Regions from separate parts of the Homo sapiens genome. Here all the other regions are linked to region 5. The links are chromatin loops, found by intact Hi-C in ENCODE. Cell type or tissue: Calu3. All regions are shown on one strand.

What was found. Hi-C counts contacts between places; a loop is a spot of excess contacts. Peaks named below come from ENCODE experiments on the same cell type or tissue, not always from the same donor. Only the 100,000 strongest peaks of a DNase experiment are listed, where the experiment ranks them.
Region 1: a loop joins it to region 5, with 16 times the contacts of the local background. A loop is called at or near these places in 31 of 110 quality-filtered maps.
Region 2: a loop joins it to region 5, with 6 times the contacts of the local background. A loop is called at or near these places in 9 of 110 quality-filtered maps.
Region 3: it touches region 5 in a loop (6-fold over the local background); 16 of 110 quality-filtered maps call a loop at or near these places.
Region 4: a loop joins it to region 5, with 3 times the contacts of the local background. A loop is called at or near these places in 2 of 110 quality-filtered maps.
Region 6: it touches region 5 in a loop (8-fold over the local background); 14 of 110 quality-filtered maps call a loop at or near these places.

Annotation. Positions count from the first base shown.
Region 1 is chr3:189,959,581-189,963,580 of GRCh38, forward strand. All of the region lies in intron 14 of P3H2 (prolyl 3-hydroxylase 2), which reads right to left. Among named protein-coding and RNA genes, the nearest start is that of MIR944, 130 kb to the left of the region's middle. In Calu3, a CTCF peak has its summit at 2,174 (motif pointing right); a DNase peak (open chromatin) is centred at 2,151.
Region 2 is chr3:190,455,891-190,459,890 of GRCh38, forward strand. No RefSeq gene overlaps it. Among named protein-coding and RNA genes, the nearest start is that of TMEM207, 8.0 kb to the left of the region's middle. In Calu3, no CTCF peak of the experiment used is centred here; a DNase peak (open chromatin) is centred at 2,341.
Region 3 is chr3:190,223,265-190,227,264 of GRCh38, forward strand. No RefSeq gene overlaps it. Among named protein-coding and RNA genes, the nearest start is that of CLDN1, 97 kb to the right of the region's middle. In Calu3, a CTCF peak has its summit at 2,038 (motif pointing right); a DNase peak (open chromatin) is centred at 1,997.
Region 4 is chr3:190,558,522-190,562,521 of GRCh38, forward strand. The region is part of intron 2 of IL1RAP (interleukin 1 receptor accessory protein); the gene reads left to right. Among named protein-coding and RNA genes, the nearest start is that of IL1RAP, 46 kb to the left of the region's middle. In Calu3, no CTCF peak of the experiment used is centred here; a DNase peak (open chromatin) is centred at 2,140.
Region 5 is chr3:190,695,477-190,699,476 of GRCh38, forward strand. It overlaps LINC02013 (long intergenic non-protein coding RNA 2013), which reads right to left and starts at 3,838. Exons shown (of 2, transcript NR_183762.1): 1 at 3,075-3,838; 2 at 2,469-2,674. In Calu3, CTCF peaks have their summits at 1,893 (motif pointing left) and 2,101; a DNase peak (open chromatin) is centred at 1,915.
Region 6 is chr3:190,382,906-190,386,905 of GRCh38, forward strand. It overlaps a transcript of CLDN16 not described here. Among named protein-coding and RNA genes, the nearest start is that of CLDN16, 3.3 kb to the right of the region's middle. RefSeq lists a silencer at 1,395-1,689 and an enhancer at 3,515-3,809. In Calu3, a CTCF peak has its summit at 1,530 (motif pointing left); DNase peaks (open chromatin) are centred at 1,576 and 3,606.

The sequences.
Region 1 (4,000 bases), 740 kb before region 5:
CCAACTTCTTAACTTACCTCAAGCTCCCTGAATGTAACACTTTCAAAAGAATTCCCTAATCCGATTCTGAATTAAGTGTTTCTCTGGATGCTCCCATTATATTCTACGCTTTCTTTTATTCCTCACATTAATCCATCAGCAGGTGCAGCTGGTCTACCTCCAAATTGTATCTCAAATCTTCCATCTCTTTTTACCTTCTCTATTACTACTCCAGTCCAAGACCACATGTTAGCTAAAGTAATCTTCTGTATCCTGTAACTCTCCAGGACTGGAGGAGATATGTGTGTGTGTGTGTGTGTGTGTGTGTGTGTGTGTGTGTGTGTGTGTGTGTGTTGGGGTGTGGGGACTACATGACTTTCCACTAGTTAGAATACAATTCGCATTTCCCAATCAGCCTGTGGAATCCGACTCCTGCCGCCTCCACGTCCTCTACTGAAGCCACTCTCCCTCTTGTCTGCCATATTCCAGATGCTCTGGCTTTCTTTGTTTCTTGGTGACTCCAAACATCTTATTGTCTCTGGGCCTTTGCAGCTTGTCCTCTGCCTGGAATACTCTCCTCCAGACATTTATCCTAGTGGACTTCTAATTTATTAGGTTTCAGCTCACATGCCACTTGTTTGGCGAGGCCTCACAATTTGCCGCTCCTACCCTTTCACTCCAGAATCAGTTGTCTTGTTCCATTTTCCACACATCATTGGTCACCGTGTGAAAAATCTCTCGATTATTTATTTATTTTTTACTTTTTTGGGATCTGTTTCCTTCCACTAGAATGTAAGCTCCAGAAGAGCAGGGCATCTTATCTTCTTGGTCACTACTGTATTTTCAGTGCTCAGAAAAGCCACTGACATGTGGCAAGAGTTCTATTTTCTTTGATGAGTAAATGTGTAAATGGATGAAGCCTTTCTCTGTCTAAAATGCCTCTCCCTAAAGAAATTGATCTTTTAAAGCTTTTTTTCAAATGCCATCTCCTCAAAGAAGCCTTTTTGGATTGCTTTTTGATATCCCTCAAACCACGCATTTGCTGCTAAGGATTCTTACCAAAACTTGCCTTGTGGTTTAATTAGTTGGGTCCTTGTATTATTTCTCCAATTTGACTTCAAGCTCCTTGAAAATAGGAATTATATCCTACTAGTGTGCATTCCCCATAGGCGGTCTTTAACACAGTGCCTGCGCACAGTAAGTTAAATAAATAACTATTTTATGAATTGAAAACAAAGCCCCTTTCATGCAAGAGCTTGTAATAAAAAATGTTTACAAAAAGGCAACTAAAAGGACTAGATATACTAAATAACAGAAAATTAAGTTGCTGCCACATCTAAATAAAAAGCCCAAGTACTACTTTACAAATATAAGGAAAACAATCTTTTTTTTTTTTTTCAAGACAGAGTCTCACTCTGTTGCCCAGGTTGGAGTGCAGTGGTGCGATCTCGGGTTACAGCAACCTCCACCTCCTGGATTCAAGTGATTCTCCTGCCTCAGCCTCCCCAGTAGCTGGGATTACAGGCATATGCCACCATGCCTGGCTAATTTTTGTAATTTTAGTAGAGACGGGGTTTCGCCATGTTGGCCAGGCTGGTTTCGAACCCCTGACCTCAGGTGATCTGCCCGCCTCGGCCTCCCCAAGTGCTAGGATTACAGGACTGAGCCACCGTGCCCGGCCAAGGAAAACAATCCTGATACTTAACAAATCGACACACATACAAAGCTTTCACATCTGTTGACCACAAGAAATGATTGTAATCTTGTTTCTCATTAAGGGAAAGAAATTCAAGAGCTGGAACCAATATATATGAAGCTTCGAACATCCTTGCATCCTTAAAAGGATGTTGCTAAATACTCCTTGAGAACTGAGACCCTTTAAAGTAATTCATAATAAGCATGAGAATCGGCCAGCTCTAATGACTTGTTCATAGGTAGGCATTTTTTTTTTCTGAGATTCAATCTGCAAAAAGACGTCTAGGCCAGGAACTCCCAAACTCTGCTGCTGCACGTTAGAATCACCTGGGGAGCTCTTAAAACTCCTGAAACACAGATGTTAGTAGTTTGTAACGATCAATAGATGATCTCCACGTGTAGCAAAGAATGATTCACAGCCTGGGCTAATTTAGCTGAGGAAAAAGTTCTGGTCATTTCCCACTGTGGCCACTAGATGCCGCTACGGCCTGAAGACTGGAGAGGTTTTCTAGTACTTTTCCATCAGAGGAAGGGACGCTGGCGTTGATGTTTCCTATTACAAAGGAGCAAAGAGAACTTACTTTGTGTTAGCTTATTTTGAGAGAACAATACCTTGGAAAAGGGAGTTTGGATACTGAATGATGAAATAGATTAAATGTCTGCTGAATTGAATACTAGAATAGTGAGGTAATATTTCAATAATTTTATCTTCACTGTCTACCCATTGACATAGGTTCCTTAGTTTAAAAAAAAATGCTTTGATGGAATGCTAACATTTTGGAGATGGAAAATACCAGGATATAAAGTAATGATAGGGGAAGGCAATTGTTTGCTGCTCCCTTGAGGTTTTCAGGACTCTGTGCTCTGGTCCTTTTGTCAGGGCCTTTCTTTCTTTTTCTTCTTCTTCTTTTTTTTTTTTTTTTTTTTTTTTAAGACAGAGTCTCACTCTTGTCGCCCAGGTTACAGTGTGGTGGAGTGATCTCAGCTCACTGCAACTGCAGCCTCCACCTCCTGGGTTCAAGCGATTCCCCTGCCTCAGGCTCCCGAGCAGCTGGGATTACAGGTGCGTGCCACCACGCCAGGCTAATTTTTGTATTTTTAGTAGAGATGGGGTTTCACCATGTTGGCCAGGCTGGTCTCCAACTCCTGACCTCAGGTGATCCACCCACCTAGGCCTCCAAAAGTGCAGGGATTATAGGCGTGAGCCACCACGCCCAGCCAGGGCCATTTTTTCTATGCCTGGCTATCGTCTTTGCTTCTAGGTCTGAGCTTATAGAAGTCTTCCTTGATTCCCTGCTACAAAACATATACTGTTCTCTTCTTACAGCGTATTTACTAGCTGTTCTGTCCAAGCTCCTCATAGTCCAGGACCTTGTTCTGTTCACCCTTCTACCCCTAGGGCCTATCTAGCAGAGTTTCCAAGGCAGATAATAATAGCTCTTCTGTACAATAAAAGGTCACAATAGGTCTTTTGTAAAATATGTGAAAGAATGGCTTAGGGAATGTGGGGAAACACTTTGTAAGTTAGATTTGATGGTGAAAAGTATATGAGAAAAACGCATTATTTTTAAATAGTTTCTGATGAAATTGGATTCAACTTAGGAACCTAACAAGGAAAACTGGATAGAATGCCAGTTTTAAGAATAGAATTTCATAGCTTCATCAATACTTAGGGCTGGAGAAGATTTGGAGGTCATCCAGTTAAGCCTCTGCTACGATGTTTTAGATTCCATTTCAGCGTTCCATGCTAAGCAGTTGCCTGGGCTTTGATTGGAGCCATCCAATCAGTGCTTCCAAAGCAGACAATTCTGCCAAACTGTGGTGACTATTTGAAAGTTATTCCTTGTGTGGAGCCCAAATTTTCCCTCCAGGGCTTCTACCCATTGGTCTTAATTCATACCGCTGCAGCTCCACAGGTGGAGACTATGACATCTGCCCACGGGCTTCCAAAACGATGAGATCATGGTCTCCTCCTAGCTAAGTGTCCTCAGCTAGTTTGCATATAATAATATTGAAATACTTAATGTAATAACAGTAATAAGTAATAATAATCTTTTAGGTTTCCTTGCCCTCTTTCAAATACGTTTCATAAATGATTCAATACTATTTCTTATGATTTGCGAGAAAACAAATCCGTCTTCTGGGTGACCAATAAAAAGTGATTCCTCCCTGATGCCACAGAGTTGTTTTGGTTTTTGTTTTTGTTTTGAGACAGAGTCTTGCCCTGTTGCCCAGGCTGAAGTGCAGTGGTGCGATCTCGGCTTACTGCAATTTACGCCTCCCAGGTTCAAGCGATTCTCCTGCCTCAGCTTCCCGAGTAACTGGA
Region 2 (4,000 bases), 240 kb before region 5:
TAAGAGGCCATGTCTGAAATGGACCATTAAATGTAGTCCTTTGCAAATTTAACACAAATTATATCACTCTGAAAAGTGCTTTGACATAACTTGGAGTTAAACATTTGCTATAAGTGGCACTGTTTATGGTAATAATTGACAAACCATGCTTAGGTTAGATGTGTGTAAGGGTAGGAGTTGTTTTATTAACTGACAACATTATCGAATTCCTGATAAATTGCAAATTCTGGTTTGCTTTTAAAATCATTGAATAAACATTGCAGTTGTTTAATAGGTGAATTTACCGGTCTACTAAATACAGTGTGGCAGATATTAAACTCTATTCCATAGTTCCTTTCACACATTTTACCGGATTTTTCTTCATTGTAAAATATTAAAAGTTTAGAATTCTAACTTTCAAAATTGGTTATGCAAAGTATTACCCAAACCTTTGTGAATGCATGAAGAATAAATACTCTTAGTTCTTCTTTTATATCTCACTTTACATACCTCCCTTCCTACTTTCATTTTGGGCTGCCAAGTTTTCTCAGTTTGTACATAAATATTAGAGTCAGTATTATATTAAAAATAATAATCAAGAATGCTTTTTGAGCTGTTCGCTTTGTTGTTTTAAATCCAGAAGAAGTGATGAGAGAATTCAGAATTTATCAATTTTGCTGTTTCCATGACAGTTAGTAAAGGACAAATGTGACTTGTTAGGCCTATCCATCACTATGAAAATTGGCTCTGTTTGGTTTGTGGAGAGAATACAAGCTCCTGGAAGCTTCTTTTATTTCCACATATCACACTGACCAAAATAGCCAGAATTTTCTGATCTAAGCAGATTGTACTAACTGTAGATACTATTTACCAAGTCTCTGACACTGGGCTAAGCAATCTACAATTAGTGATTGCTTAAGCCTTACCATAACTTATTTTCATGTAAAGTCATTCCATTTTACAGATGGAGATGGTAAAACAATAGAACTTGTGTACCTTGCCAACATTCATATAGCTAGGAAGTGAGAGAAGAGGAATTGGAAAAAGAAACTACCATGCCTGCCAGCAGCATGTGTACACAAATGCTCCTCTTCTCCCTTTAACTTCAATGTATTGCTGTCTAGACATGAAGTACATACAGAGTCATCATTCTGTTATTCAGGAATACACCTGATGGCATTTGCTTCCACAGACCTTTGTTGGTATTCACTGTGTGCCCGATACTGAGGATACAGAGATGAAGTCTCAAGTCTGTTTCTCATGTCAGACACACAGGAGACTGGAATATGATTTCTTTAATAACAGTGTAAAGAAAATGCAATTTGGATTTAAGGAGATAGCAATTAGTTTTGCATTGGAAAGCGCTAAAACCAATAATGACTGCCTAATCAAAATCGATTCCTCTTTTCTTATAGCAGTGGTTTTATTGAACTATTTACTCCTCTTCCATGTAGCGTAGGTTTTATCCCCATGGAAGGCTCAACCATTTGTGTTATACATTCATTCACTTTGTTAACAATTAGTTTCGGCATGGTATTAGTTTAGGTGTGTCCAGTGTTAGATAATGAGACACGAGAAGAAATTTATACCATGGGGAATTTGGATTATAGAAACATTTCTCCACACTTATAAAATATTAACTGGAGGATGAGGAAACTTTCTGACTCTGAATTCTTTGTGTTATAACCTTGTGTCTATTTCATAGCAAGTTTCATGGAGGAGACATTATTAGAGATAAATCATTAAGTATGCATAAAAGAAAAGTGAATGTTATGAGCATCTTAGACGGCAGATAACAGATGAGCAAAGGTACAGAGTCAAGAATGTGTAAGGTATCCTTGGGGTATGGCAACAGGGGAGTTCAATGAAGCTAGAAACAGGAATGCAGGGACATACCGTGGAGGTTTGATTATCGGAATAAGGAGACTGCACAACTCTTTCCCTTCAGGAAACGAAATTGCTTCGAGGATTTTTAAGCAAGGTGACACCATGATTAGTATCTCATTGAGAGATCGTTCTGGCTGGAGAAAATGTCAAGTGACGTGCTTGCTACTATTAACATCTAAACCAAAAAATGGTTGCATGTACTTCAGCATATTATTAATAATTAATCATGTCTTTACTTAGTTTTTATTTAGGTGTTAAACATGTTAATAATTGATCAGATTTTTAACAGTATGATGAAAGTAATTTAGGCTGTAAATGTACCAAAATGTCAAGGAAACCAAATATTCATTTTCCCATCACATAATTTTGCCAGCAATTCCCTTGAATGAGGAATGTAAAGGAAAAGGAAAGATTGACCAGTGAATGCCCTAGGGAGAATTTCTGCTCCGTGGAGTCTGCATTCCACTATGGCTGAGGACAGGAGCACTTTGTCTCTGTAATTTAGGCTGTAATTTCGGTTGTGATAGGGTGACACTAAGTGGCTGAAAAGGGAAAACTTAGTTAATGGAAATCAAAATAAGAACAAAAAATTGCACTTGTGGTGACATTCATGCCTCCCTGACAACAACATAAGAAAATTATATTCAGAGTAACTTGGAATCTTGAAAAAATTTTTAAACTAGCCACTCCTTTCTTTCTGTGAAGCTTAAGATTCTTTTGCAAAGATGACAAAAAACAACAAATATTGAATCATATAAGTTATATAAGCTGAATTAAAGGATAAGGCCTTTTCCTTTTAAATGAAAAAATATCTTGCTATTACATTTTCTGTCACTTTTTTAGGTAGCTTTTTTCATTTTTGGCATTATTCATAATAATAATAAATAGTAAAATAACAATTTTGCTTATCAGTATATAAAAGGCACAATGGATTTTCAATATAATGTTTCTGAGTAAATCTACTCGAGTAAATAAATGTACACGCAATACTTAACTAACTGCTTTAGACCTCTTCAAAAATGTTTAGCACACAGTGAAAGAAAAGGTTATTTTTTTCTGGCAAGCGCTGTAGTAAATTTGTGTTTTTATTTTTTTTTGTCCTGCTAAAACTGTTTTTTAAAGGAGTTATATTTTTATCTACTGAAAATTAAAAGGACTTCCTAATTTAATATTCATTTATTCCTTTGTTCATTCAGTAATTATTAGATTGAACCATATAAAATTATATTTTGTTGGTTAAAATGATTTAATACTCTCAATTATATATGATTCAACCTGCTATTTATTAAGGACTTCTAGATGATGATGATAGATATATCATATCTTTGAACATGGACACTTTTATCACTCTAGTACGAAAAACCCACTGGAGCAGTTGATTTTATCTTTGGGTAATTCTCACAAAATACATAACTTTTCTTCCTTAATGGAACTGAATTTTTTCCCACACATTGGTTTTAATTCTGGATTTTTAAAGTATTTTTAATAAATGTTGTCTTATTTAATTTGGAATTATCAAGTGAAATTGTGGTTGGGGACATGGATGAAGAAAGGGGAGATGTTGGCGAAGGGTACAAAGGAGAAATGGGCTCTGGTAATTTGTTACACCATATGAGGTGTACAGCTAATAAAGTATTGTATATTTCAAAATAGCTAAAATAATGGATTTTAAGTGTTTTCACCACAAAGAAACAAGGAGCGACTGAGGAAATGGATATGTTGTTTCTGGCATTTAGAGCCACAAAAAGACAAATCTATTCCAGTTTATATATGATTAGTCTTCAGATATCAGGTAACAAACTCTGCACTTATTTCTGCTTCTATCCTATCATCTTCACTTCTCTGGATTAAACACTTTAGTTGCTACACCTAAAATGTGGTCATCCCAAATTGACATTTGAAAATGTTGGCTATTTCATCTTTTCAATTTTCTCCTCTTCGAGTTTCTGAGACATTTCTGTCTTCTGGTTTTCTTCCTGCATCTCAGATTTTCTTTCATTTTCTTTTGATTCTTTTTCTTTTACTAACCAACCCCTTTACCATCGATGTTCCCAGTAGCTTATCCTTTTGCCATGTTCTCTAAAGATACACTAGATGACTTCATTCTGCCCTTTATCTTCAGCTACTGTTAGTA
Region 3 (4,000 bases), 470 kb before region 5:
AAGGCACCCAAACATCAAAGGTGGCAGCTGTCCCTCCTGCTGGGAGATCCTTCTTAGGGAGGTGCAACACTGCTACCAGTAGTTGGCTAGAATTCCAAGCCAGTGGGTCTTATCTTCTGAGGTGCCCTAAAGTGTGTCCTGTGAGCTGCTGCTGCTCAGCTCCTTCCTAGGGGTATGTACAGGAGTCTAATATCCTACTTTGCCAGAGCTGCAGCTATTTTTGCAGGAAAGCCCAAGTATCTAAAGCTCCCGGGTCTCCACACATGCCTGGGTGGCTGCTCTGCTGAGACTCCCAGTAGCTCTGTCCGTCAGACTGAAGACTGAAGGCCCTGGTGGAATGAGTGTCCAAGGGGATCTCCTGACCAGAGGGTTGCAAAAATCTGTGAGAGAAGCATGGTTTCCTGGTTGCTGCTTCCCTGGGCAGGGGAAGAGCCCTTGGCTCTGTGTTGCTCCAAGGTGGGCCATTGTCCTGTCTTGCTTTTCTTCATTCTCTGTGGGTCAAGTTGTTTTTGTGATTAATCCCAGTGCAAGTACCTGGATGTTTCAGTTGAAGGTGTTGTGTTTATTCGCCCTTTCTGTTCCTCTCCGTGAGAGCCACACACACTAGCTGCTTCCAGTAGGCCACCTTGGCCACTCCCCCTAAATTACTAACATGCATTAATTTATTTAATTTTATATAAACTCTATTTGCAATCATATTTTACAGATTAAGAAACAGAATTTGTCAATTTAAGTAGCTTACCTGAATTTGTGCAGTTCAGAAATGAAAGAGCCAGTGTTCAAGCCTTAATGTTTCTTGCTACAGAATCTATGCTCTCAACTTTCTACAGGTATGACCATGAAAATATTAACTGTGATTATTTCCAATTGCTCATTGTCCCAGCAAGCTTTGTCCCAGGGAGGTACAGACCTGTTGTTTGAACTTTGCTGAGTTTATTTCTTCATGAATTTATTTATTCACTCATCAGCAGTTACTCAATTCAATTCATAAATCTAAAAACAATTATTTGGGTTTTTACCATGTTCAGTGTTGATACCAGGTAGTGTGTATTTTTGTACACATAGCTAGTTTATTATACCCCTCCTCATTCCAGTGAAAATTAGGGACAGCCAAAAATAAATAAATAAATAAATAAAAATAAGAAAGAAAAGAAATATGTGGCACTTGTCCTCAAGTAGATCACAGTATGGATATAAACTCAATAATTATCATATATAAATTTTAAAAGGACCTTAAAGATGTACAAGTGAAATGTGTTTGGCATACAGAATAGAAAAAGAGCACTTCTTGGCTCTGAAAAGCAGAGAAACATTGATGGAAGGGATGTAACTTACCCAAGCCTTGACGTGTCATCATAATTTTTAGAGGCCGAAATGCCAGGAAAACATTTCAGGCATTCTTATGCAGTACTAAGGGGATTGATTCTTGAACCGCAAATCTTCCAGCTCTATGTCAATGTGATCCCTGAACCTCAGCCACTGATTTGCATTCAAGTGAGTCTGAGGTCCTTTTTTCTGTCTTGGTTTTGACATCGATCCAATTGAGAGGAGAGCAATGCTTTAATTCTACTCTATTAGAAGGATTAACTAATAAAAATGGCTTCATAAGATGTATATTCTATAAAAGACATTATTTTGTTGTAAATATTTATGGTTATTATCTATTTTCAACCCAGCTAATCTACTTAAGGACAAAAGTCACATATTTCAGCATAGCTGAAAATAGACTCCAAAGTAGTCATAGCAAAATTGGATTTTAATATGACCCGTGGAGTGTGTGGTCTTGTTAAATTTTTATTACCATGTCTCAACTATAGAGGGTCCTTAATGTAGCTCTTAAAAATAAAATCTGTAGTAATTTTACAGAACTCCAATATTTACAAGCTAAGTAGTTCGTCTCATTATTCAGAGCAGAGTGGAACACATTTTCATGGAAGAATATAGTTCTCTCAGCTTTGTTCCACGGCCTGACCTGTCACTTAGGAACCAACTGCCACTTGAAAGACCTCAGTGAAAACGAGGTGGAAGATAATCTTTCCACCAATAGATGGAGCCACATGAACCCAATTTTAAAATAATTTACTAAATTATCTAATCTCAAATCATCACTCAAGCAGATACATCTTTTTCTTGTTTTGTTTCCCCTTTTTCCCTCCCTCCTTCCTTCCTTCCTCCCTCCCTCCCTTCATCCCTCCCTCCCTCTCTCTCTTTCTTTCTTCTTTCTTCTTTCCTTCTTTCTTTTCTTCCTTTCTTTCCCAAGAAGACAATTTCTCTCTATCATTTTTTGTCATTTATTTTTCTTTCATTGTTTTCTTTCTCATCTGTTCATATTTTTCTTTTCTCCTTTCTTAATTAAAAAATCACATAAATATGTGTTCTTTTACTACCAAATTGTCAGAATCAGAATTTTATATTTTGAGGTGTTTTTGGTGATGTTCTAGTCTAGTCCCTTCTGCATGTGTTACTAGGACCAAAGTCTTAGAGATTTCAGGGTCCTACAAAAATCTTGCTTTCGAATATGACTAGGTATATAGCTGGAACCTTGAAAAAATTATTTTTCTTTCTCTCCTTTTTACAGAATAAGTTGTCTGCTTTCTGCCCCATCAAGAGAGTGTTTTCCTCTCCATAATGAGAATACTAAACATCATAGCACTATTCCTCAATGCTAATTATCTCACAAGCTGTTCACCTTCTTCCCTCAAAGAAAAAATAATAATTTGAGGGTAGGGTTGTAATGATTGTAATTCAATTATTTGCTCCACAGATACTTTTTAAGCACATTCGAGGTACAAGCAATTCATGTTGGGCATTTGTCTTTAACAGTTTTTTCTTCTAGTAGCTATTAAAGTAGCAGCAGCATAAGTAGTGAGCTGATACCACTGAGAAATGTGATAGGAACAAACGGTAGCTAAAGGAATTAGAGAAAATAAAAAGAAATCTACATACTTAGACTAAAAAGAGGGAGGGCATTAGAAAATGGCCTTTGTCATTTAAGCTGTCTAGACTTTAGGATCCCAATATCACTTAAGTCTTGGCCTTACTTACCTGAAATGTGTCACTTTAGTTTCCTAGAGAAGTCAGAATACAAAAAAGAAAAATACCTGAATTGACATCCTGAGGGTTCATATTGCAAAAGATATTGCATATGTATTTATGCAAATTATTGTGGAAGTAGAACACATTGTCTTTGTTCTTGAGGAACATTAAAGTGAAGGTGGAACCAACCCTATTGGAAAGACATAAGGACCCAAAGATTCTCCTGGAAACACAGCACACAGCCTTATACAATTGTGGTTGCCCTGAGATAGACTCAATTTATACACTCAAGTTAAATACCTTTATGGAAGGCTAGTTATGGGAGGTGACTCACGGCGTTCAGGAAAAAAAGGGTTCAACTCATTGACAGCAAAGACTAATAATGAATTTGAATGGAAAGTCCAGAGTTTGCATGGGCAGCGCCCTGTGCTAAAGTGAAGGACCATAGCTCAGCTCTAGAGACGAATCAGCTACTCATTTACGAAGGAAGGTAAATCATGTTTCTAGCCAGAGTATAGGGTAAGAGTTGGGACAACACGAGGCAAAATGTTTTGAACAAAGTAATGAAGGTAAGAGGAATTAATGTTTTATAATGACTTAAGTAGCAATTTGAAATCCTACAAAAAAAACTTTCCTGTTACATTTTATTACAGAAATTTTAAAACCTACACCAAAGTAAAGCAATATAATGAGCCTCTCTGTGCCTCTTACCTTCTGATAAATTTCAATATTTTACCCAATATTTGAATGGGTATCATTGCCACTAAACATAGGAATTATTTAGGCTTCTGCTGACGATGTGTAATTGAACAGATTATCTACAGGAATCATTTGAAAGGTATATTTTTAAGCCAGGATGGGTTTAAACATTCCAGGCAAGTCAGATCAGTTCTGCTTTCAAATTGGCTCCCCACAGACCAGAAGCAGGAACATAGTGAGAGTCAGGTTTTTGATATGAATGTCT
Region 4 (4,000 bases), 140 kb before region 5:
TTTCCCTGATGGCTAATGACATTGAATGACTCTTCATGTGTTTATTTGACTTTTGCATATCGTTTTGGTAAAGTGTTTCTTTATGACTTAAACATTTTAAAATTGAGTTGTTTCTTGTATGATTCCTCCAACTTTATTCTTCTTTTTCAAAATTTTTCTCAATGTCTTAGGGCTTTCTATTTTCATATAAATATCAGAATCAGTTTCTCTATAGCTAGAAAAAATCTTTCTGGGATTTTGATTGGAATTAACTAAATCTTTAGGCCATCTTGGAGAAAATTGACTTCTCTATGTTGAGTTTCTCAGTTCATGAATATGGTATGTCTCTTCTATTATTTTCTAGTACCATTTTAACAAATTACCAAAAACTTAGTTGCTTAAAAAGCACCCATTTATTGTTGCACAGTTTCTGTGGGTCAGAAGGCCAAGAACAATGTGGCTTAGCTGGTTCCCTGCTTAGGGTTTCGTAAGGCTGAAATGATGGTGTCAGCAGTATTGTGTTCCTTTCTGGTGACTCTGGAGATGAATATATTTCTATTCCTTTAATAGTTATTGGACTATTCAGGTCGTCTGTTTCATCTTAGCTGAGCTTTAGTAGTTTGTAGTTTTTGAGATGTTAGTCCATTTTATCTAAGTTGTGGAATGTATGAGCCTGGAGTTTGTAATATTGCCTTATTACCATTTGAATATCTCCGTGATCACTAGTCATGTCCCATCATTCATTTCTATTTTTAGTGATAGTACCTTTTTTCCTTACTTAACGTATCACCTGGCTTGAGGTTTATGTTTTATTGTTCTTTTCAAAGAACTAACTTTTGGTTTCTTTATTTTTCTATATGTATATATTTCCTGTTTTGAAATTATTTGATTTCTACTCTATAAAATTTCCTTTATTATGCTTGTTTCATTTATTCTTCTTTCTGTAGTTTCTTAAAGTGGAAGATTAGATTATGGGCTTGCTATCTTTCTTCTTTTCTAAGATAAGCCTTTAGTGCTACAAATTATCCTCTAATCACTACATTAGCTGCATCCCACACACTTGGTATGTTTTATTTTATTTTTGTCAAGTTAGAAATATTTTCTAATTTCCCTTACAACTTTCTTTTCAACCCATATATACTTTATTTTAAGGCATGTATTTTAATTTTGAAGTGTTTGGAGATTTTCCTATTATCTTTCTGTTATTGATTTCTAGTTTAATTCTATGGGGAGAGAACATACTTTGAATTCTTTTAAATTTGTTAAAATTTGATTTATGATACATGATACGGTGTATCTGGTGAATGTCCTATTGAAAAGAATGCCTTATTTTTTACTTTTAGAATCCTCAAACAGTTGTTCCATCAAATATGCCCGCGTTTTATAACTGCAAAGACAGGATGAAGAATATTTACTTCATTTTACCCCAAATCAGAGTCTTCCATGTCACTTTGCCAAAACTTTCATTTGCTGATAAATATTAGATTTGAAATATTCTGCACAAGGATCCTATTTTCAAAAAAAGCCCTGTAAACTCCACAAAAGACTGATGATGAAAATAACTCTCATGTCTTACTAAATGCTATCCCTTTTGTGTAGAATGGAATAATTAGTAGCTTTTCCTGTTTTCTTCAAAGGCTTGTTCATTGTATCTTAGGTAACCACAGAAATGCCAGACCTACTCAGACTTTTTGCAGTAACTTAGAGAAAATAAAAGGAAAGATCTGAATGGGATTAGGGCAGGATTGGGACTCAAGGAAGTGATTTGACTACAGGGTTGACCTTTTATGGGGATGGCCTTCTGGGGTGTATTCCTTGGCGTGAATGGCCAAGTTTTCAAAAGTGCGAATGGTCGTAGTTTTCAGTGGGCAGGTCATAGAAAAGGGTGTCAGTCAACCATGGCAGAATGAAGCAGGTTTAGCAGTTTCATGGTTATAGGAGGTTTATCTAGCTGACTGCAAGTCTTTACAGGGACATAAGGTAGGCTCCTGGAAGAGGGTGCTGACGAGCACCAGGCTGAAGGCCTAAGTGGGTGTTTTCTGAGTATAGAGCTATATATGGGATCAGGAAACTGAGGGACAAATCCAGTCCTGTGATCTGGTGAAGTGCTGCTGAGCGGAAGGCAGGCAGAACAAATGGTGATTCATGGCAAATCCCACCCTTGGCACAGCAAACCTAGTTTCAGCCTGTCACCTGCGGGCTAGGTGAGAGAATTCAGTGGTCAGAGTGATGCAGATAAGGAGATGCTAATGATTACCAAGTCTAGAGAATGCAGACGATAAAAAGTTTCATATGCGGAAGTAGATGTTAAGGTGCTGAGCACGTGAAGACCCATCTTTAACATTGTCGTCGATTACAGAGAACTAAGTACATTTTAAATCTTCTTGCTAAATGATATAGTCATTAAAGTTGATATACTGGGAAACAATAGGATTAAATATGAGAGATGTACCAAAAGATAAGGGAGGGAGCATGAGGATTATCATGCAGTAAATTACACGGATAATGCAGGAAAGGCTGGGAAGATATTATATGTAGGTTAGAATCATCTGAAGCAACAGCAGGGTCTGTTAGGCCCCATTGCAATAATCTAAAGCTAAGCTCTAATTTAGACACTGAGAATCTGTGTTTATTACCCACGTCCCTTTGCTTTCTGACAGTTCCTCCATCTCTGACCCAGCACCCTCTCACTCTAAGACGCAACAACCAAAAGTGTATTACTCTTTACGATAATAAAATTCTAAGGCTGAATACAAGACAATGCTAAATGACCCAGCATTCTCTGAGAGGTTTCAGATCAGCCAGGCGCCTCCCAATAACATTGGTACCTTTAATCTGTCAAAACCAGCCTGTTCAATCACGTTTCCTTTTCAGTCTGCTTTATTCTAATTCATCACAGGGCAGGACTGGCCCTGGATGTGTGTTCGCAGACAGGTTATCTTTAGATTAGCTTTGCCTTGGTGACCTGACTCTTTGCTGCCTTCAGCATAATCCAGTTACTCTTGGGAATATCAATTAAGGCCCTCAATCACACTAATTAGAATGTCTTATAAATGTTGCCTTAGGAATTCAGCAGCTTATAAACAGGCAAACTGGGAAAATCTAGAGGTATGTGGGGGTTTTTAAATAGCTGACAGCAATTTGGGAGGGCGTATTGCTTTAGCATAGCTGAGAAGTGGGGCTGAAATTACGGTTCCCTGAATGCAGTGAAATCTCTAGTTGCTCTTTGCTGGCAAGTTTAATGCAGAATTATTAATTACATTTATTAATGACTTGGATGAAGATATAGGTTGCATGCTGATCAAGTCTGTAGATGTCACAAAGCTAGGAAGATAGCAATTATTGTGATAACAGATTCAGGAGCCAAAATGACTTCAAGACAGAATTTAGCAGCCATCTATCTAATACGCGCCTGGCAGTGCTCTATAAAGTACAATTTGAGGGTCATGTTGCTCCCCTACTCAGAAAACTTTGGTGACTCCCTATTTGCTCTTTAAATCCCAAGCCTTTGGCCTGTTATTTAAGGCTTTGCCATATTATGATTCTACCACTGTCTGCTTTCCAACAAAATCTTCTGTAGTTCTTTTTCTAAAACCTTGTGCTTGAGCAAAACTCAGTTCTTTATATACTATTTTCCATTTGTGTTCTATGCTTTCACTACCTTTGAGCATTATTCTCCACTGAAAGTTTCTTTTTCTCACATGTTCCTTCTGTCTCAAGTCTAAATATCCATACCAGTTCAAATGTCACCTCTTGTGTTTCGTCTTCTTTTATTGTCTTGGCTGGAGTGACCTCTTTCCTTTGCTAATCTTCAATAACACTTATCTGTTCCTCTCTATTTTTATCACTTTTTACTTCATATTGCAGGGGGTTTTTTTTTTGGTGCACATTTTAAGTTTCTGTTAGACCCTGCCTAGTGCTAGAATTTCTGTCTGGTAACTCTTTTTATCTCTTAAGTGTCTCTAGATGTGTGTTCTATACATAGTTGATGATACTAAAGTGTCTTGCTGGGGGTTCATCT
Region 5 (4,000 bases):
GTGCTGTGTGGGTTTCCCAAATGGAGTCTTTATTTTCAACACCTACAGCTTGCTCAGTCCATTCTGATGCTGGGATGGTTTCCTTCTGTGAGTAAATGTCAGTGAAGTGCTCCAGGCAAAGCTATTGCCCTCATGAAGCTTATGAATCTGGTTTGTTCCCGGAATAGACCCCTTATGCCTACATGCAAGTAAACATTCAGATCAGGTATATTAGCTAATCCAGCTTTAGGAGATTAAAAGAATTGACTCTTGCTGCTGAAGGCTAAAGGACAAGTTTTGCCTCACATTATAATGCTTCACCCAAACCAATTATATACACATTTTTTGTGTGTGTATGTACAGGCATATAGTAGGTACAAAAAAATGTGTGTATATAATCTTATTCTACAAAAGTTCATGGGATCTACTATGAACCAGGAACTATGCTAGGAGTAAGCAGAAAAATACATAAATGTAAATGAGACATACAAACTTGTGAGGGTGATAGGACATACCCAATAAACATGATAACCAAAGACACAGTAAGGTAAATAAGAACCAGTGAAGAGTTACGGGTTTCTAATACCATAGCAGATGTAAAATCCTTTTAAACTCTGAAGCACTCTAACATGTAAGTTGGAGATGATCAGGCTATCCTTGGGTAACAAGTGGGTCAATATTTGGCTTTGGGGCCATTATCTCTTTCATTCTATGTTCTTTTTTATTCTGTGTACCTGGGGAGGTAAGGTTTGCTTTCAGGAGTCATCAGAATCTATTTCACTGCCAGTGTTTCATCATACGCTTTTTGGAGAGTCAATTTCCTTCTGAGGAGAGTAGTTTCACCAGCTAGCATACTGAACGTCAAAGCGTGGTACCTTCCTGTATTCGTACATCCCAGTATTATCTTTCTTCTTTGAAATTACACAAAAACATACATATAATTATATATATAATAAAATAAATATAATTAAGCACATATAATAATACATTTTTCTCAAGAGAACTCTTTCATGGAAACATAGTAAGAAAAGCAAATTACCTTAGTTGAATCGGAGGAAGTGCCAGAGCCTGCCTTACTCAGCCCTCTTTCTGCTACCCTCACTTCTCTGGGTAAACTCTGTGAAGCCATAATCTCGTAACCTGGTTTAAAACAACTCTATTATATAGCTTTTAAAACACTTCAAATTTTGGCATTCGTGAATCTGAGACTGATAATGCCCGTGTGACCCTATGTCTTTAGCTGCTCAAGCTTACAATCGATGGTAGAATCAATCTTGTGGCAGAGTTCCCAGCCTCCTAGGCTCCTCTTCGCGTAATGCTCTACCTACTCCCCTAATTCTCCAGTTTTGGCAACTGAAACCCTGCATATGGCCTGCTTCAGATCTCTGGTGTGGAAATGTATGAGATATCAAGTACTTTTAGCCCCTGAGTTTTCCCTGGACTTGGTTGAGCCTTCACCTCTGGCTCCCTGGTCGTGGATACTACGCTGAATTAGAAAATCCTGCCGGTTTTTCCCTAGTGACCCAGTCTCAACAACTAACTTGCATGACCAGTACATGAGCTGGGACTTCTCTAGCTCTCTGGCAGAAAGTATTTACACTAAAATCTTTGACAAAGTGTACTTCTCCTAAGAGTGCGGTTTTTTTTTTTTTTTTAACCATAACACGGAAGAAAACCTTAGGTTAATTTCTGACCTGCACAGCCTCAAACTAAAGCATGCCAGAATTGCAGGAGGATACGAAGAAAACAGAAAATTGCAGTACCTGAAATCTAACAGCTACCACCTTTACTGAGCTGAATGTACTAGAATTACCAGGGAACAGCTAGAAAGAAAAAATAATAATAATTCAGGAAAGGAAAAATGTGTGTTTTTGACCCTATTTCTTTTTGATGCAGGCTGTGTGTGGAAAAGAGCTTGAAAAGAATTTTATCTTGCTCCACCTCGTGGTGGATGCCTGCAACATAATAATTCTTATGCAGTTTCTTCCAAAACAAAAACAAAAACAGAAACAAAGACAAACAAAAAAAAAATCACTGTGGATCTCTTTGCATGTCTTAAATAAAAATTTTCTGAAATTGAAAATTGAATTGCAATTCTTTTGCAACTGTATACTTATAGCATAAGAATGGAGACATCTCAGGCATTCAGTACAGCAGAAAACTATATTAGAAATTATAGTTTAAAAATAATTTTTAAGACATTCTTGCAGTGAATATCAACAATTTTTTGGTACATGAGGAGCTTCTGCCCCTGTAGGAATAAGTATGTCTGAAACATGAAAGAAAGAAAGAAAGAGAAGATAAAAGGAAGGAAGGAAAGAAAAGAACAGAAGGAAGGAAGGAAGGAAGGAAGGAAGGAAGGAAATTAATTTTTAGAAATAACCAGGGGCTGATTTATGTGCAATATGATTTTTTTCAGAGTTCATAAAGGGGAATGTGTGCTCCCCTACTCTCTAATTCCTGACATTTTTAAATGGTTAATACGGGTCTTTTATTTAAATGATGTTCTTTTTTATTGGCACATGTGGGTCAATTTTCTCCTTTTCTGTTTTACTCAAACCAAAAGCTGCACTCTCGGCAATTTGTCCCTTACAGAAGAGGCTGTTTCTTGTTACAACAGTACCGTGCTGTGCTTCAGCCATCCATAACACGCCCACTGTATGTAGTCTCATAGGAGGCATTGCAGGTCCAGTGTCTAGCCAGAAATGAGAAGCAGAGATTGTTATTTTTTTTTTGAGGTGTGACTCACCCACAACCTTCTCAATTCCAACTAGTTTTGTTTTGTTTTCCTGTAACCTAGTTTTAAATATATTTCCAAATCAGAGGCTGCCCTCAAAATGTAACCCTTCACCAACAGAAGCTTGTCTGGGAAGATTCTGCAGAAACTCCTCTCAGATTTGAAAAAATAATGGATTGGAAAATCATGTTTTGGCCAGGGTTCAGCAAAGAAAGTTAGGAACTGGCTACCAACATCACAAGAAACAATACTATATATAAAGGTATTGGTGTATTGAGATAGCTTATATTATTATTCTAGGTAAGGTCATCTAGGGGAATCATATGCCTGCATTTCGGTTCTCTTTTGAGGTACTTACCCTGGGCAATAGGAAGTATGAGAGGGGTTACAGAGATCCTCTTCCTTGGGCAGGAACACGTTTACAGCCATGATAGACACTCACTGTGAGGAACATCAGGTGGTGTGCGTGTGTGTGTGTAGGAGAGGTTGATACTTGAAATAAACCTCCTGAACCATGCTAAGAAGTCCAAAGTATGATAACAAGTGTGGATTTATCCAGATGACATTGGAGTAACACTACAGTGTTTTAAGCAGGGAAATTACATGATCACATTTATATTTTATAACTATAGTAAAGCTTCCATGTGTAGAATAAACTGGAGGAAAGCATACTGAAAGGATGAAGACCATCTAGAAACATATTCAAAAGTCTAGGCAAATGATGGTGATATGCCTAGCCTAGTAGGATTATGGATATTGAAATTGACTGTATTCTAGAGATATTGAGGATAGAGAAACAACAAGACTTGGAAATAGCTTGGGTATCTCCATGATGATAAACAATAATTTGGAAAATACGGTCTTGTTTTAAGTCTTACTGTGAACACATGCAGCTATTTGCCTGTGGATTTGTGTTTTTCTGACTGTAGGAGCATATTGGGTCTACACTCAAGGAAAACTAGAAGTGCAATAGTTATTGCCCCAGAAACAACCCTCAACAAATAACATAAAGGAAGATGACAGATCAATATTTCACTTTCCTCTCACTCGATAATATACCCATAAACTCTGTCCCACTAGAGTTCTAGGGTTCCCCAGAAAGATTTAGCTCCAGTTACCAATAGTGGTACATGACTTCATAATGCCCCCTGCGCTAGAATTCTTCCATTTCCTATTTTACTTCTCCACTTCCTCCCTACTCCCCTACCAGCATTTCTTGGGAAAACTTGAATATTTGTCTTACTGTCTGTTTTGGATAAAAACAAATGATGAAAACTTTCACTA
Region 6 (4,000 bases), 310 kb before region 5:
ATAGTGGTACCCAAGAGTAAACACAACAAATCCAGGTGTGGGCTGCCCGTAATGAACACTAGACTTCCAGTGCAACATCACATAAGCTAGTGTAATAGGATTTTAAATTAGAATCATTTCTGACTCAGTTTTTACTGAATCCACTAGACAATAAAGACCAAGTTCCAAAATGAAACAAGAGACCTATGCCGGAGTTGCAAAAATGGTGTCTGAGAACCAGTTTTGCAGCCCCTAGTGGACCAGCTATCTCTCTCCCTTTCAAAACAAACAAACAAACAAATAAACTTAACCCCAAGAAAGGAGTTAGAGTTTAGGAGATAATTTTTGGAGGGAGCTATTGATATGTACTGAGTACCACTTTTATGTCACCACGGAGGGGGCAGACACTGGGAGTTCTTGAATCTCACTTTAAGCCTAAAGAACAAGGCTTCAGTTCATCTGCTCTGAACACTTGGTGTTTGCTCCCTGGATCTAGAGAAACACGGTAAACCTGTGCACTTCTCCAGCTAAGAAATCTAAGGAACAAAAGTTCTAGCAGACACATTGCCTACATGATGGAAGATGACTGCATGATGGAGGAGTGGCTATAAAGAGATTTGGCCTATGTACAGGGGTACAGATACTCATATCACTGGAAGGAAGCGGTATCTTTGTGCTTTGAAATGACTAAAATACATTATATTACCTGAAACATTACCTGAAAATGACATAAATGTCATAGAACTTGCCCTATATTTTATTCAAGGGTCAGGGGAAGAATAGGCCCAAACCAAATGGATTTGAAAGCACCATAGGAGACAAAAATGAAATTGTTTTATGACTACACTTTTTCTTTCCTTTGTTTTCAACTTAGTAAGTTGTTTTATATATAGATATAGATATACATACACACACATACATGTGTGTACACACAAACATACATACATATGTATATGCATGGCACATATATAAAACAGCAAACTTATAAAAATCATACTAACTACAATTTATTGCTTATTTATTGAGTTCTATGCACTTCATTAAGACCTTTACAAACGTTATTCATTTTTCACAGCCATTTTATGGGACAAAATTCATAATTCTCATTTTATTGACAAGAAGGCAGCCTCAGAAATGTTAACTAGCTTGCTCAAGATCTGTCATATATAAATGGGCTTAGCCTAAACTCGAGTCAGCCTGACTATGAGGTCCAAGCTTTTAACCACCGCTTTTTTTATATTAGTTATAGCTAGCATGGCCTTTCAGAACAGCAACTGATTTTATTGTTTAGATTTTTCCAATATGCACTGGAAATTTCAAAGGGAGTTAGAAGACTATTTATAGGATATGGTATAAGTCAGTTTACTCCTTCTAATAACTCTTATTATCCTAATAAATATAGAGGGAACATTTTGTGACATTAATGGAAACAACAGAACTAACACAAAAATATGCTGTTCTTGACACAAGAGCTTGCTGTTCTGTTTAACTGAAAATGCAAGGCTGCTTCCACCTGCAGACCAAAAGGACAACTGCAATACTTCCAGTTCTACAATTACTTCCTTTAATAGACCAACAGCCACGGTGCTAGATTAAGGGTGTCACTCAACTGATCGCCAGGTGGCTCTAAAGCCTCATCCAGGAGTAGTGCAAGCACTGGGTGAGTAGGAACATGGTGCATAATGAATTGACCAAACTGTTGGTCTTAGAGATCTTGCAAAATCAATAGCCCTGGAGCTGCAAAGATGATTAGGACACTTTTGCCAGCCTAGTATCCATCCTGGAGGACCCTGAATGTTTCAGAAGGGGAAAGTCCAATATTACTCCCTCTTCTGTAAAATGTGGGGGCTCTGAGAATTAAATTATTACACATTTGCTGAGAGCCTACCATATGCCAGGTAGAATTTTAAGCATGTGGGATGCACTGGTGAACGAAAGATGTCTGTCTTCACAGAGCTTAGATGAGATAATATATCTGAAAATATTTTGTAAACCTTATTGAGCAACACACAGTAATAACTTTTCTTCATGTTTATAATAAATTGGAAAACACATCATATTTCTAACTAATATGCCTATATACTCTTATTGGGAGTGGTATTATAGCTTAAGACTGTTGTCAGAATTACCTGAATGGAGTTCTTTACTTCCTGCTTCTGGTCCACTCACTGAAGAGTAAACCTCTCAAGGACTAGGATGAGTTCTTCCAACCGTTTATTTTCTCTGTGTCCCAAGAGAAAGTACTAGAGTCAGAGTACACTGTTCATAAATGTGTGCTGGATGGAATGGAATTAAACTATAAAAGAGTTGATAAACCAAAATGTTGAAGCCTAGGGAGGGTCAGAATGCAAAAGAGATGTGTCTATATAGATTGGTGAGCAGTTTATTCTGCATCTGTGCCCTCCATCCTCACAACACCCTACACATTTCTTAGAAGTGCACTCACATCCCATCCATGAAGTGTTTACTGCTCTATCAGTTTGCATGACTCTCCTTTTTGTATCTCCTATTACATTATGGCCTCACTCACAGAAATTCACATGCAAGCCTGAATGTTTTATGTTATTCTCTAAGAGTAGTAAACTTAAATTCAGGAACAATTCTATAGCCACCTGAATAATTCCCCACTCCCTATCACATACAATGTTCAGTGACCATTAGGAGCGAATGAATGCTATAGTCTAGATTTTTTTTTTTGTGAAAGAATCTATGATTTCCAGAGATATGTATGCACATGTGTGTGTTTGCATATGAGAATGCATATGCTTAGCATTTTTTGGTCTTTATTTCTTTCCATTAAGTTCTGATATTTGGATTTGGGACCTATTGGTGCTAGTTAGGGAAGAGTTTGTAGCAAAGATGGAATTCTGATACCCTCTTTTCTAAAACTTTGTCTGTGATTTGTAGTATATAACTCTTAAAAAATTGTTTTTCTTTTGTTGTTCTAAACTCATCTCTCAAAGTATGGCCATCTGTTTCAAAATCAGAATTTTATACAAAACACATGTAAAATATGAATTCCTGGCTTCCACTCCCAATTTCCTGAATCCAAATGTCTGGGAGTGGAATTCCTGGGTTTGCATTTATAACAAGTGGCCTTACAGAGTCCAGTGTACACTCAGGTTGAAGAACTACTGCCTTGGAGTGCACTGTTAGCAGGTAAAGTACACTGTGAAAAGTCCCTGTGTGAAATGTCAGCAACAAGTCCAGGACTTTTCCTGCAAAGGGCATGTGCTTTTGGAATTGGTTTGCTCTCCCAGATCAGCAGAGTAAATCTTAATAGCATTTCAGATTTTAGGGCACAGGGAAAGATTCTCTGTGACTCACCAAAGCAGCATGTTTGTATTCCGTGGGCAATGACATTCTTTGAATGAGCACTTAAAAAACAGGTATTTTTTTTCCAACTGTTAAACAAAATAAGTAAAATAAAAGCATCTGTAATGTACCTCGCAGATAGTTATAACGATCGCTAATGTGTACAGTAATCACCCCTTCTCCTTGAGGAATATGTTCAAAGACCCTCAGTGGATGTCAGAAACGAAGGACAGTACTGGATCCTACACACACTATACGCAACAGTAGGTCAGATCACCGAGGCAGCTATTAAGTGACTAAGGGGTGGGTAGTGCATACAATGTGGAAATGCTGGCCAAAGGGATGATTCATATCCCATGTGAAGTGGGATGGCTTGAGATTTCATCACGCTATTCAGAACAGTGTTCAATTTACCACTGATGAATTGTTTATCTATGAAATTTCCCATGTAATTTTTGCAGACCATGATTAACCACTGGTAACTGAAGCCTCAAAAGGGAAATTCTGGATAGCAGGGGTGGTACTGTAGACCCTATGTATAGAAATAATTAAGCTTATATTCCACCTATGGTTTTCCATGCAGCTTTTACATTTAAATTTACGTTTTATATACTTGAATAAAATGAATTAAAATTAGAAAAAACAAAGTTTAGCCACAAAAAGTTTATTATTGTAATATATTTTGAAAAATGGTTTATCAATACTG